Linked DNA regions of Homo sapiens: region 1 is linked to region 2. Evidence: chromatin contacts called from ENCODE Hi-C or POLR2A ChIA-PET data. All regions are on one chromosome and are shown on one strand. Each heading gives the region's core, a stretch centred on a gene start or an enhancer-like site at or near the end of the contact. The rest is flanking DNA. Distances are from core to core; before and after follow the strand shown.

Region 1 (6,708 bases), core at 2,108-4,607, 520 kb after region 2:
TAAACTTCCATTTTGTTAAAGCCACCACTCCCTTGGTTGTCTGTCACTCACGGCCAAATGCAATCCCAACAGAAACACACATATGCACAGACAAGCACATGCATACACACATACTCTCAATGACAGTGCACGCGGCCCACAAGACACAAGGAGAGACGTAAATGTTGAAATCTCACTAGGTTAGGAGTATTCATCTACTCACATGAACTCATACCACACACCAGTTTCAGGAGCTGTCCTTCCCCGAGGTTCACATCTCACTCCGCACTTCCCCTGCCACAACCCTCACTGTGGTATATTATAATTAGAATATACTTGTCCATATCACCCTTCCCCTGGTCAACCCTTGGACCCCATCTGTCTTGTTCATCATCATTCATTTAGCACCAAGCACAGGACTTCAATCGACATTTGACCAGGTTTGTATTTTACAAACAGCCTGCAGGTGACACTTTGAGCTGCTGGGGACTAGAGTCTGAGTGTAATGAGACTGATGAGGAGCCTGCCTGGATGTGAGGAGACCCTGAACTGGAGCCTCAGTACTGGAGACGGGGATGAAATGGAGAGAGCAGGAGGTGGGATTGACAGGCATTGGGAGTGATTGGGGGGCGAGGGAGAAGTAGGAGTCAAGGAGCGCACCCAGATTTCTAATCTGGACGATGCAATAACAAATGGTGGCACTCTTTGCTGACAGCAGAAACAAGGGGGGAGCAGAAGACTCAGGAGAAGGTAACAAGCTCAGTTTTGCCTATCTGTATTTCAAATGCCTGGGGGGCCATCCAGGTGGACTCATGCAGGAGGCAGCTAGACGGTTGGATGGAACAAAAGACTAGTGAAGACATGACCACGCTTTCTGAAACATTCCCATGCAAGTCATTCATTGTCCAGACAAAGTGTTGGAGGAAGCGGGGTGCAGGGCAGGGCCCTGGGTTGGAAGTTGACAGACCCACATTCCCTTCGCCACTACTACCTGATGTGTCATCTTGATGGGCAAGGGACACTGCCTTCTGGCTTGTACTTTTCTACTTAGTTGTAAAAATGAGAAGCCTGCCTCAAACCTCTGTGTTTCCTTCTAGCTCTCAGATGCTATGGCTAAATATTTGAAATATTTGCAGGCCTACCCTCTGCAGGCTACTGGGCTGGGCCCTGACCCCATTTCCACTTCTCTCAAACAACAACAACAACAACAACAACAACGACAACAACCACCAAAAAGCAGGTCAACTGCAGGAGGAAACTGGGAGGTGAAACACACTGTAAGCTCCTCTGCTCCAAACTGCTCTTCTTTTTCCCCATTCCCTGCACCAAGGTCTCTGTCCACCCAATACACCAGAATGCCCTCCTTAGGTCTCCAGGCCCCTCCAGCTACTCCCAACAACTATTTCCCAAAAGACCAACTAGGAATAAAAATTATCCCCATTCCTCCCCTTTGTGTCACACTTTACATTTCTACTTTCTCCAGTATAAATGATATTTACTGCACGGGAACCATATGGTAGGCACCATGCCAGGCTCTGGGATGAAGACCACACAGACCCTACCCTCAAAAAAGCAGGGAAGAGAGTTAGCAATGTAATTCGAGGTGAATGAACCACACAGGGGCTGTAGGAACATAGATGAAGGGAAGTGGTGTGTGTGTGTGTCTGTGTGTGTGTGTGTGTTCAGGAGGATCCTCAAACCCTGTGAAGTTTTGGGTTTTTTGTTTGTTGGCATGTTTGTTTAAGATAGAGTCTTGCTTTGTTGGCCAGCCTGGAGTGCAGTGGCTTGATCTCAGCTCACCGCAACCTCCACCTCCCGGGTTCGAGCAATTCTCGTGCCTCAGCCTCCCAAGTAGCTGGGATTACAGGCATGCACCACCACGCCTAGCTAATTTTTGTATTTTTAGTGGAGACAGCGTTTCACCTTGTTGGCCAGGCTGGTCACGAACTCCTGACCTCAAGTGAGCCACCCACCTCAGCCTCCCAAAAGTGCTGGGATTATAGGCATGAGCCACCATGCTCAGCCATTTGTTTGTTTTCTGATACAGGGTCTTGCTCTGTTGCCCAGGTGGGAGTGCAGTGGTGCAATCATGGCTCACTGCAACCTCGACTTCCCAAGCTCAAGCGATCCTCCCGCCTTAGCCTCCCTCGTAGCTGGAACCACAGATGTCCGCCACCATGCCCACCTAATTTTTTACATTTTTTGTAGGGACAGGATCTTGCTGTGTTGCCCAGGTTGGTCTCAAACTCCTGAGCTCAAGCAATCTTCCCAACTTTGCCTCCTACAAGTGCTGGGGATTACAGGTGTGAGCCACTGCACCTGGCCCCTGTGAAGTTTTTATAAAACATTAGCACTGGAAGGGATCTCACAGACCAATTAGTCCCACTCCCTCATTTTACATGTGCAGAAACTGAGGCCCAGGCTGGCCACGCATGGTGGCTTACACCTGTAATCCCAACACTTTGGGAGGCTGAGGCAGGAGGATCATTTGAGCCCAGCGGTTCAAGACCAGCCTGGACAGCATAACAAGAACCCCCATCTCTACAAAAAAAATTAAAAATTAGGCCAGGTGCGGTGGCTCACGCTTGTAATCCCAGCACTTTGGGAGGCCGAAGCGGGCAGATCATGAGGTCAGGAGATCGAGACCATCCTGGCTAACATGGTGAAACCCCGTCTCTACTAAAAATACAAAAAATTAGCCGGGCATGGTGGCAGGTGCCTGTAGTACCAGCTACTCGGGAGGCTGAGGCAGGAGAATGGCGTGAACCCGGGAGGCAGAGCTTGCAGTGAGCCGAGATCGTGCCACTGCACTCCAGCCTGGGTGACAGAGCAAGACTCCGTCCCAAATAATAATAATAATAATAATAATAATAATAATAATAATAATATCTTAAGAGGTATAAGAGCTAATATGCTTCCTTCCGGGCTTCATTCTAAGCTCTCTAGATGGATTGATTCGTTTATTACTCACAACATACCTGAGAGTTAGGTTTTTATGTTCCCCTAATATGACAATATTGAGTCTTAGGTTAATTGACTTGCCTGAGGTCACACAGTTAACACAATACTGAATACAGGTAGTCCAAATAAAGAGCCATGAGCGTGGGGGGGAATTGCCTGGAGGCCTTAACATATGATTTCTATACCCTACCCTCAGAAAGTCTGATTCTCTCGGCCTGAAGTGAACAAGCTGGAATTTGCATTTTAGCCATGCACCCTAGGTGATTATGGTTTGGTGGCTATCGGACCACTCTCTGAAAAAACCCAGTTCGAATGTACCTTTTTTCTCAATTCAGAGTTTTCTGGCACAATCCCTCCCTTCCTTGGGACTCCCTGTCCTCAAGGGACCCCGCTTTCCGGAGTCTGCTGGGAATAAGGGTACTCTGGAAACGGACGTATGCCCCCTGGTGGTCAGAAATTAGAGGCTAGGCGCTACAGCCAGCAGGGTCCCGTCAACCGCACAAATTTGTGAACTTTTCTAGAATTTCGTTCAGCCAGTATTACTGAGGTGCCACTATGGGCCAGCACTGAGCCATTGTAATACACAGCACATTGGAGAGAAAGAAGACTTCTGGGGACAGAATTTTTCAAGGTGACTGCTCACCTATTTTCATCCGTGGATACAAAGGCATCAGTTTCAAGCTGCAATTGGACAAATTTCACCTGGTCTAAGTATTCGTATCTGGCAACATATAGCTCTGATCTTAGGTCTTTAGGAGGCTGAAAAAGAGTTTTTTGAAAAAGGCTGAGTCCACCCTCGGGAAGGAAACACAGGAGCATGTATATTTGCAGGGCTCCAAGGCTTTGTAGTCAGGCTGTTCCAGCTCTGTTACTTCAGGCTCTGGGACCCGGGAGCAGTTATTTCATCTTTCTAAGCTGCAGCTGCTTCACCTGAACTATGTGAATAATAACAACACCTGTCTCAAAGGTTTGTGTGATGAAATGGTCTCTTAGTGCCTGGCACAAGATAAACGTTCAAAAAAGTTGTAGGTATTTTGAAATATAATACTTTGTAGTTATATACCATAAAGTATACACTATATATACCAGGGTTCTAACACCAGCCTTAATTCATTCACCTTAAAAAGGAACACAAATGGGCCGGGCGCGGTGGCTCACGCCTGTAATCCCAGCACTTTGGGAGGCCGAGGCGGGTGGATCAACTGAGGTTGGGAGTTCAAGACCAGCCTGGCCAACATGGCGAGACCCTGTCTCTACTAAAAATACAAAAATTAGCCGGGCGTGGTGGTGCGCGCCTACAATCCCAGCTACTCGGGAGGCTGAGGCAGGAGAATCGCTTGAACCCGGGAGGTGGACATTGCGGTGAGCCGAGATCGCGCCACTGCGCTCCAGCCTGTGCAACAAGAGCAAAACTCCGTCTCAAAAAAAAAAAAAAAAGGAACACGAATAATTCTTGAGGCCAGGCACAGTAGCTCACTCCTGTAATCCCAGCACTTTGGGAAGCCAAGGTGGGAGAATCACTTGAGGCCAGGAGTTGGAGACTAGCCCAGACAACATAGTGAGACCCCTGTCTCTCCAAATAAAAAAAAAATTAGCCAGACATGGTGTCATGAACCGGTAGTCCCAGCTATACAGGAAGCTGTCGCAGGAGGATCACTTGAGCCCTGTAGTTGGAGGCAGCAGTGAGCCACTCCTGCCTGGGTGACAGACCAAGACCCCATCTAAAAAAAAGAAAAAACTCTTGATCCACTGTAGTTGAGAGACAAGATTTCCTCCAGTTTTGAATCCTCTAATATGTGATGCATAGACATCTAAACTATTCCACACTGTTGGTGGGATTGCAAGCTAGTACAACTTTGAAAAATTGTTTGATAGTGTCTGCTAAAACTGAACATATTTATGGCCCAGCAATTTATTCTTAGGTATATTCCCAAAAGAAATGTTTACATATGTTACCCAGAAAACATAAACAAGCATGTTTATAGCAATACTATTTATAACAGCCTCCAAGTGGGGAAATATCTAAGTGTCTATCAACACTACAATAAGTTTTTGTGTGTGTTTGTTTGTTTGTTTTGTTGAGATGAAGTTTCGCTCTTGTTTCCCAGGCTGGAGTACAAAGGCAAAATCTCGGCTCACTGCAACCTCCGCCTCCCGGGTTCAAGCAATTGTCCTGCCTCAGCCTCCTGAGTAGCTGGGATTACAGGTGCCCGCCACTACGCCTGGCTAACTTTTGTATTTTAGTAGAGACGGAGTTTCACCATGTTGGCCAGGCTGGTCTTGAACTCCTGACCTCAAGTAATCGGTCCGCCTTGGCCTCCCAAAGTGCCGGGATTACAGGCATGAGATATGGCGCCCGGCCTAGATGTTTATTTTTTATTTTATTTTTATTTTATTTTATTTTATTTTATTTTATTTTATTTTATTTTATTTGAGACAGAGTTTCACTCTTGTCGCTCAGGCTGCAGTGTAATGGCAGTCTCGGCTTACTGCAACCTCCACCTCCCAAGTTCATGCAATTCTCCTGACTCAGCCTTCTGAGTAGGTGGGATTACAGGCGCACACCACCCTGCCCAGCTAATTTTTATATTTTAGTAGACACGGGATTTTACCATGTTGGCCAGGCTGGTCTTGAACTCCTGAATTCAAGTGATCCGCCTGCCTCGGCCTCTCAAAGTGCTGGGATTACAGGCGTGAGCCACCACGCCCGGCTCCAGCTACATTTTTAAATTGTGGTATTTTCATAGACTAGAACACTACATGCAGTAACATGAGTAAATTTCACAAATATAATGACAAAAGAAGCCAGACACTGAAGAGTCCATACCGTATGATTTCATTTATATAAAGTACCAAATGGTTGAAATGAAATGCCATTAGAAACTGGAATACTAATTGCCTTTAGGTGCAGAGTGGTGATTAGAGGGGGGCTAAAGGGGTTTCAGGGAGGGGATTGCCAATAATGTTCTATATCATGATCTGTGTGGCAGTTATACAAAGTGTCTGGACTTTATAAAAACTAATCAGACTGATTGCTTATGATTTGTGCACTTTTCTATAGTATGGATTCATAGATTTCAATGAAAAGTTAGATTTTAATTAAAAGTTTACCTAAAAACTCTCCGTGAGTCCCTCATGACCAATCACAGAACACACCCAGGCCTCACTTATCATAAGCCCAGAGTCCCCCAGGGTATCAGAATCAGAAATTTAATGCCCTCTGGGGATGGGAGATGTGGCCTCAGGCCCATGAGCTGCAACCAGGTTTCCTGCTAAAAGTCAAGAACAAAAGAGTTGTCTTGTAGATAAAAACAGGTTCCAGAAAAACTGCACCAGAGCAAAGAGCTAGGTGTCTGCCTAGAGCCTGTGGGTGAAAAAATCACCCCTCCAACACTGTGTCAATCAGAGGGGTGGCACCTGAGTACACACCAGACTTGCTGTTTGAGAAACCCAGGGCAAGAAATTAGTAAAAATCACCCACAGGCAGTGAAACTGCATAAAATACTTGCATAGAGAAATACAAAATAGCCTCACAGGAGTTCGTCCAAAACCTAGAGAATGAGAAAGACCCTGCTCCCTGAGGAAATGAATGAAGAAACAAATGCCATCATAAACAGATGGCAGATGCAAGGAATCAGAAAATGTGTGCACCAGAAATCACAGATAAAAGGACAGTTTGAAAAAAATGTTTCAATTCATGAAACACAAATGCTAATTTAAAAGAAATGTGTTTCAGACTGGGTGCAGTGGCTCACACCTGTAATCCCA
Region 2 (6,255 bases), core at 3,006-5,505:
TCCCTTCACCTCCTCTCCCTCCCACAGAGTGACAGGAGTCACCAGACACTCTTCACCTGATTGCAGAAACTGGGGGCCAGTACACTGGTCTCTCCTGTCCACCACCTGCCTCACCCTCACCAGGGCTTGCACACAGTGGCTCACTGTTGCTGTAATGTGCTCACTCCGCCCGCACTGAAGCGGTGGTCAGGAGAGCCTGTCTCCTGTTCTGCTCTGTCTCCTGCTCTGCCTGCTGCTCTGCCTGCTTCTGTGTGACTAACAGGCTGGCCTTCCTGAGGTATTCCTTTATCTGAGTCCCTCTAGCGCTTACCCTGAACCTAGAGGACAAAGTCCAGTTTCCTTAGACTGGCGTCTTTGTGTCTGTGATACAGACTGGTAATCACACTTGCTTCTCTGCCTAAGCCCTGCCCCCATCCTTCCATTGGCCTTTGGCCATGTGCACTTCTGCTTTTATCCCTGTACTGGCTTTACCTGATGCACAGCTCAGGCTGCATTAGTAGGGGCTCAGTGGCCAGATGACAGGAAGCCCTAGACTCTGTACCGTGTGCCATCTTGGGCACATCTGGAATATTGTGCTCATTTCTTGAGAAGCCTGTTGACTCACCAGTGTGCTTCCAGAGGCCAGCAGCCAGGGCTAAGTGGGGCTGGAAACTGTGTCCTGTGTGGAACAGTTGAGCAAACTGGTGGCGGGGGTGGGGGCTCTAACCAGGACCAGGTGCAGCATGATAGCTTCTGGGGAAAGGAGCTGACTCTCCTTGTGTGGCAGAATTAACACTTACGGAAGAGTTAGGAGGCAGGTGTCAGCCTAATAGAAATGAGAACTGTGTACTATGTAGCATTATCTGGTTGCCATTGATAGCTGGCCTTCATTGAGCACAACCCAGCTTTAGGCATTGTGGAACGTGCTCTGTGCATTCTCATTTATCCTCACACCCACCCCATAGGCTTCAGTGCTGTGGTCCTCACTGGACAAATGAAGCAGAGATTCAAGTTTGGTAACTTGGTGCAGCGTGTCATATGTGGTGAATGGCAGAGCTAAAACTAGAACTAGAACTGGAACTAACCCAGAGCCCCTCTTAACAACTATCTGCTACTCTCAGAAGTGTTGAACAAGGGCAGACTACCACCTTCCACAGCCACTGCAGAAAGATGCCTGCTTTAGGGGAGTTGCGATTTGCTGCTCTGGGAGGCCCCTTCCAACCCTGGCACTATGGGATCTCGGTCTCACTTCACCGGCAGTATCCTGCCTTCATACTGCAGCCCAGTATGGTAGCACAGCCTCCAGCAAGCCTTCCTCCGGCAGTCCGTATGCAGCACACAGAGGGCCACTGACTCCTTGGTCTTCAATATGTTCTGCCATGTGCTGCTCACCTCCCTTCACAGGCCTGGGGACTGGCTGTGTCATCTCTCCTTTCCCCTAGCACCCAGAATGGCTACTTCACATGGTGGGCATCTGTTCTGGTCGCTCTTGTGGTGGGTCCCAAGTGGTTTCTGATGCATGTTTCCTTCTAAAATCCTAGGATAGAATATGTAACGGTGACTCCAGAGGGATTCCGGTACCGGGGCCAGATCTTCCCAACCGTGAATGGACTGTTTAGATGGTTTAAGGATCACTACCAGGATCCTGTACCAGGTGAGTTCTGCTCTTCCTGACTTCAGGGACGTGGCTGGAGGAACACCTAGGACCTGACTCAGAGTAGTCCCAGCCTAGGGGACCAGGTGAGGAGTAGGCTGTCACTGCAGCTGTCTTACTCCTCCTGCAGCCTCCCAGCACCAGGAAGGTTCTCCATCCACTGTGCCTATGCAGCTTCCCTTCCTCCCTCTACCTACTTCAGTGCCCCTTCCACCCCCTGAATTGGGAAACCAAAAATAGGTTTCTGGAGGGATGTAACTAAATAATCACTTCCTGCAGGCATCACCCCTAGCAGCAGCAGCAGGACCCGGACACCTGCCTCTATCAATGCTACCCCAGCCAACATCAACCTTGCAGGTGAGGAGCTTGAGCCTGGGACTGGAGGTGGGAAGGATGGAGCTAAAGGGACTTTCACCTCTAACATGCCCCTCCCCACCTCTGTGTGCTTACAGATCTGACACGGGCTGTGAATGCCCTGCCTCAGAACATGACTTCACAGATGTTCAGTGCCATTGCTGCGGTGACAGGCCAAGGACAGAACCCTAATGCCACCCCAGCCCAGTGGGCCTCCAGCCAGTACGGCTATGGCGGCAGTGGAGGCGGCAGCAGTGCTTACCACGTATGTGGCTTGGGGAGGAAGCTCCCTGTGCAGGGTGGGGCCCATAGACTGCCCTCTCGCATTGCCCACAAGGGGCTTCACATGCACAGATGGGGCTGCCACGGCCTTGGTAACTGTCTCCAACAGATATTTCTTGTCCTTAGGCCCATTTGAAGGGGAAGAGGGTAAGAGAGGGCATAACCTTTCCACGGGCCTTTGGGATCTTTGGAACCCGCAAGCCACCAGAAAGTTGACATGGTCAGGACCAGTGGGCACCACTGTGTGCTCGGTGCTGACCTGCAGGCTTCCCACTGCTGGTCAGAAGCACATACTCAGTGGAAGATCATCTGGAAAGCTTTGCTGAGCCCACCCTTGCGCTTACCCAGAATTCACAGCAAGGCCAAACAAGCCCCACACCCATCCCTATTTAACTGTTCATGCCTCTCCAGGTATTCCCAACGCCAGCCCAGCAGCCAGTGGCCACACCACTAATGACCCCTAGCTACTCCTACACGACCCCAAGCCAGCCCATCACCACCCCTCAGTACCACCAGCTCCAGGCCAGCACCACCCCACAGTCGGCCCAGGCCCAGCCCCAGCCCTCTTCCAGCTCCCGGCAACGGCAGCAGCAGCCAAAGTAAGTATCTGGATGGTGGCACAGTGCAGGTCAGTGGTAGGGGCAGGTGTTGTCAAGAGGCCGAAAGGCTTAGCAGAGGCAGGTGCTCTGGATCCTCTGAGGGCCCTGACCACATGATATGCCAGGAACACTAGTTTCTGGGTGAAGACGGAAGAGGGCAGTATGGCAGCCAGCTGCTGCTGTATCTGCCTTATCCCAGTAGAGGGGCTGCTGCCCATAGGTATGAGGTTCCTTTCTGCAAGGGTACAGTGATTGGTGGGAAGACTTCCTTCTAGCAAAGTCCCAATCTCAACTTTTCTTCCCCTCCCAGGTCCAACAGCCATGCAGCCATCGACTGGGGAAAAATGGCGGAGCAGTGGCTGCAGGAAAAGGAGGCAGAACGGCGGAAACAGAAGCAGCGGCTGACACCTCGGCCCTCCCCCAGCCCCATGATCGAAAGCACCCCCATGTCCATTGCTGGCGATGCCACCCCACTCCTGGACGAGATGGATCGGTAGGGGGCCTGCTCCTCGGACTCTGGTTACCTCTGAGGCTGGGAAAGGCCTGGCTGCCCACTGCCTCCCTCCCTGCCCCTCCTTTTATGTCCATAAAGTGGCGTGAAGTGAGACGTTCTCTTTGGTGGTCAACCCGGATGGGTGACAGGCTGGATGGCCTTGTGAACTTGAGCTCAGTGTATGCTAGGCAACAATTCTCCCGCTCCAGACCCTCACCGACCACCTGTCCTGGGACCAGGCTGGGAGGGGAGTGTGGCAGGGAGGAGGAAGAGGAAGGTGAGAATGAGTAGAACAGTTTTGTATTCTACTCCCTACAAGCCATTTTGAACTTCTGCCCTCACCGGACTCTGGGCTGTGACTGGGGCACCAAACTCAGCACATGAGTCTCCCCTAGCTCTCGTGGGGAGAGGGATGCTATTTATTCAGTTTGGGGCAGGAGGGAGAGGAGGGAAAGTATTTCTGACCCTGATGCCAACAGCCGGGTGGCTGTCCAAGCAGGATTGCAGGGGACACAGGGAAGCACTGCCCAGCCCCTGCCTGGCTGCCCTTTCCCCCCTGCTGCTGCCACCGCTTCCTGCCTGTCATTTGAATAAACAGTGTTTCTATTGAGCTCTTGCCAAAGCCTCTCTCTCCAACTCTCCAGCTCTTTGAGGGGTGGCTTTCAAAGCAGTGTTTGGAGCTCCAAGGACTCCCCTGACTCCCTCTTCTGATCCATCAGAGGCAAAGATTCATAGACTAGAGGCAGCTTCTACATCAGACTGCCTGGGGCACATCCCTGCTCTACTTCCCAGCCGGGTGACCCTGTGCCAGTTCCTGCTGCCTTTCAGCTGGCTTTCTTACCTGTAACATGGAGATAGTGATACCTGCCTCATCAGCTGCTGTGAGGACCAAGGCAGCGTGTGCAAGCTCCTTGGCCCAACGCCTGGTACGTCGCAAATGTTACCCGGTATTATTACACCCACTCACTCACCCACAGCACAGCTGCCCCATCCGCCCATGCCTGCTGGTCTTCTCTGGCACCCTGGAGAAAGGCCACAAGTAAATCTGGATTTCTCAACTTGAGCCTCTGCCGTTCATCTCTTCCCTTTTCCCAGCTGGGCCTTGGTCTCTTGCAAGCTCTCAGCAGTAAGGTGTTCCTGCCCCAGGATGGGGCCCTGCTCACCTGCTCCCCTCCAACACACTGGCCCTGGCCCTTTGTCCCTGCCCCACTGCATTTTTTGTTCTGAACTCCTGCCATCCCTGTTTCTGCACAAGGGCTTCGTCTCACAGCTCTGTGAGTCAATGCTGGGAGAGTGGGGCCTCTGGCTCCCTTTCCTTTGCTTGGGGCTCAGCAGAGAAGTCAGAAAAGGCCACTGCTGCCCAGACGTGGCACACTCCCTCCCCTTGTTTTTCTTCATCAAGATCTGGGGGAAGGGGCCAGCTCTGCCAGGAACTCAAGTCAGCTCCCTTCAGCACAAAAGGGCTACAAGGGAGGAGCTAGACCACCAGCTGGGAAGGTCAGTCTCTGGTAGTACCACGAGCACCTTCTGCAGAGCCACTTAGAGGAGGGAAAGGCCAGGCACAGTGGCACAGAGTGGGTTAAAAAGTTCCGTTTATTGGGGGTATCGCTGCAGACAGTACTGCCTGTCCCAGAAGTGGATTTCACACAGACCAGTCTCTCGCAGCAGAGAGGGGAAGCCCTCCTTCCCACCCCAGATACACTCTTCCACCTTGTCCTAGCAGGTAGGAAGAAATAGGGCTGTGCCCCTTCCTTTCCCTCCCACCTGCCTTCCCATGGGCTTCCTTTGTGAAAGCTGGATTGCCTTTGAGAAACCCCTGCAGCCCTGAGCCCACCCCTTGCCCCGCAAGAAACAGCCAGGTTGGAGGGAGAGAACAGCAGCAGAGGGCCAGCCACAGGCTCGATGGCATTTATTCTGCACCCTGACCACCCTGGCCTCAACTGAGGTTGGGGTTTGATCCTGGGGGAGATTTTCTCTTGTTTACCTTCCTGGCTTGTGAGGGCTTTGCCCCTGTCTTTTTGGCCTGGACTGTGTTCTCTCTCTTCCTGGGCGATGATGATTCCACAATATCCTCGCTGGACAGTTCTCCCTGCCCCCGGCCATTGTAACTGTCCTCGCTCTCCAGCTCTTCCCGGCTTTCTGGGCTGGACTCGGACATCCTGGCCAGCTGTCTTGCGCTTAATGATCGGCTCACGTCTGGCGGGGAAGGCTCCAATTTAACCGGGCTTTTCTTCTTAGTCAACTGGCCTTTCTTGGCTTTTTTCTTCAGCTTTGCCTTCTCATCCATCTCCTCCTTGTCTTTCTCTTTTTCCTTTTTCTTCTTTACCTTCTTGATCACCTTGCTGCCCTGACCCTTCCCTGTGGGGCTCTCAGAGCGCCAGATGGTGATGGGCGCTGTGGAGTCAGGGGTACCAGTGGCCATGCTGGTGCCTAGGTCAGGGGAGGCGGTGGCGGGCCCCACCTGTGTCGGGATGGGGGGCTTGCTTTCCTCCTCCTCCTCTTCCTCTTCTTCATTTAGATCATCTGCCCCACACTCATGGTAGAGTGGATGGTGGATCACTGCCACAGAGACAGGTCTGTAGCTTTTGCACCTGGGAGAAGGGACAACGGGGGAAGTTTGACAGAGAGTGGGGGGCAGTGCCCTGTAGAGGCCCCTTCCCCATCAGCCCACCGGGGCTCACTCACCAGCCATACCGGAATCGCTCCACATGCTCCTCCTCCGGTGTGAGCTCAAAGCAAGGGGACTCGATGACATGGGAGCAGGTTGGGCCCGCGCCCCGGGAGCTGCTGCTATCCTCTGAAGAGTCCTTCAGCCTGCCACACATGGGACTCTCAGCCTGGCTCCCATCACTCCCCCAGGGACCCAGAGCCAGAAGCCTGAGGGACAGTGGGCT

Evidence for each region. Hi-C counts contacts between places; a loop is a spot of excess contacts on that map. ChIA-PET counts read pairs that join two places held with the same protein, here RNA polymerase II (POLR2A).
Region 1: a loop to region 2 is called in a map of heart right ventricle, with 9 times the contacts of the local background. The contact joins two enhancer-like sites. A Hi-C loop is called at or near these places in 1 of 168 maps with a recorded cell type or tissue (heart right ventricle). POLR2A ChIA-PET finds 5 or more read pairs at or near these places in 1 of 52 experiments (activated CD4-positive, alpha-beta T cell).

Annotation. Positions count from the first base shown.
Region 1 is chr17:29,216,199-29,222,906 of GRCh38, forward strand. No RefSeq gene overlaps it. Among named protein-coding and RNA genes, the nearest start is that of CRYBA1, 27 kb to the right of the region's middle. RefSeq lists a silencer at 3,413-3,502. Within about 2 kb of position 3,358, at least 2 of the 41 ENCODE cell types and tissues checked have a DNase peak (open chromatin) inside an H3K27ac peak, as active enhancers do.
Region 2 is chr17:28,698,261-28,704,515 of GRCh38, forward strand. SUPT6H (SPT6 homolog, histone chaperone and transcription elongation factor) reads left to right here. Exons shown (of 37, transcript NM_003170.5): 33 at 1,521-1,633; 34 at 1,913-1,990; 35 at 2,086-2,252; 36 at 2,681-2,868; 37 at 3,179-4,419. The coding sequence ends at 3,365. It overlaps PROCA1 (protein interacting with cyclin A1), which reads right to left. Exons shown (of 5, transcript NM_001366301.1): 4 at 6,047-6,175; 5 at 4,937-5,952. The coding sequence ends at 5,298. Among named protein-coding and RNA genes, the nearest start is that of PROCA1, 10 kb to the right of the region's middle. RefSeq lists an enhancer at 131-425. Within about 2 kb of position 4,256, at least 2 of the 41 ENCODE cell types and tissues checked have a DNase peak (open chromatin) inside an H3K27ac peak, as active enhancers do.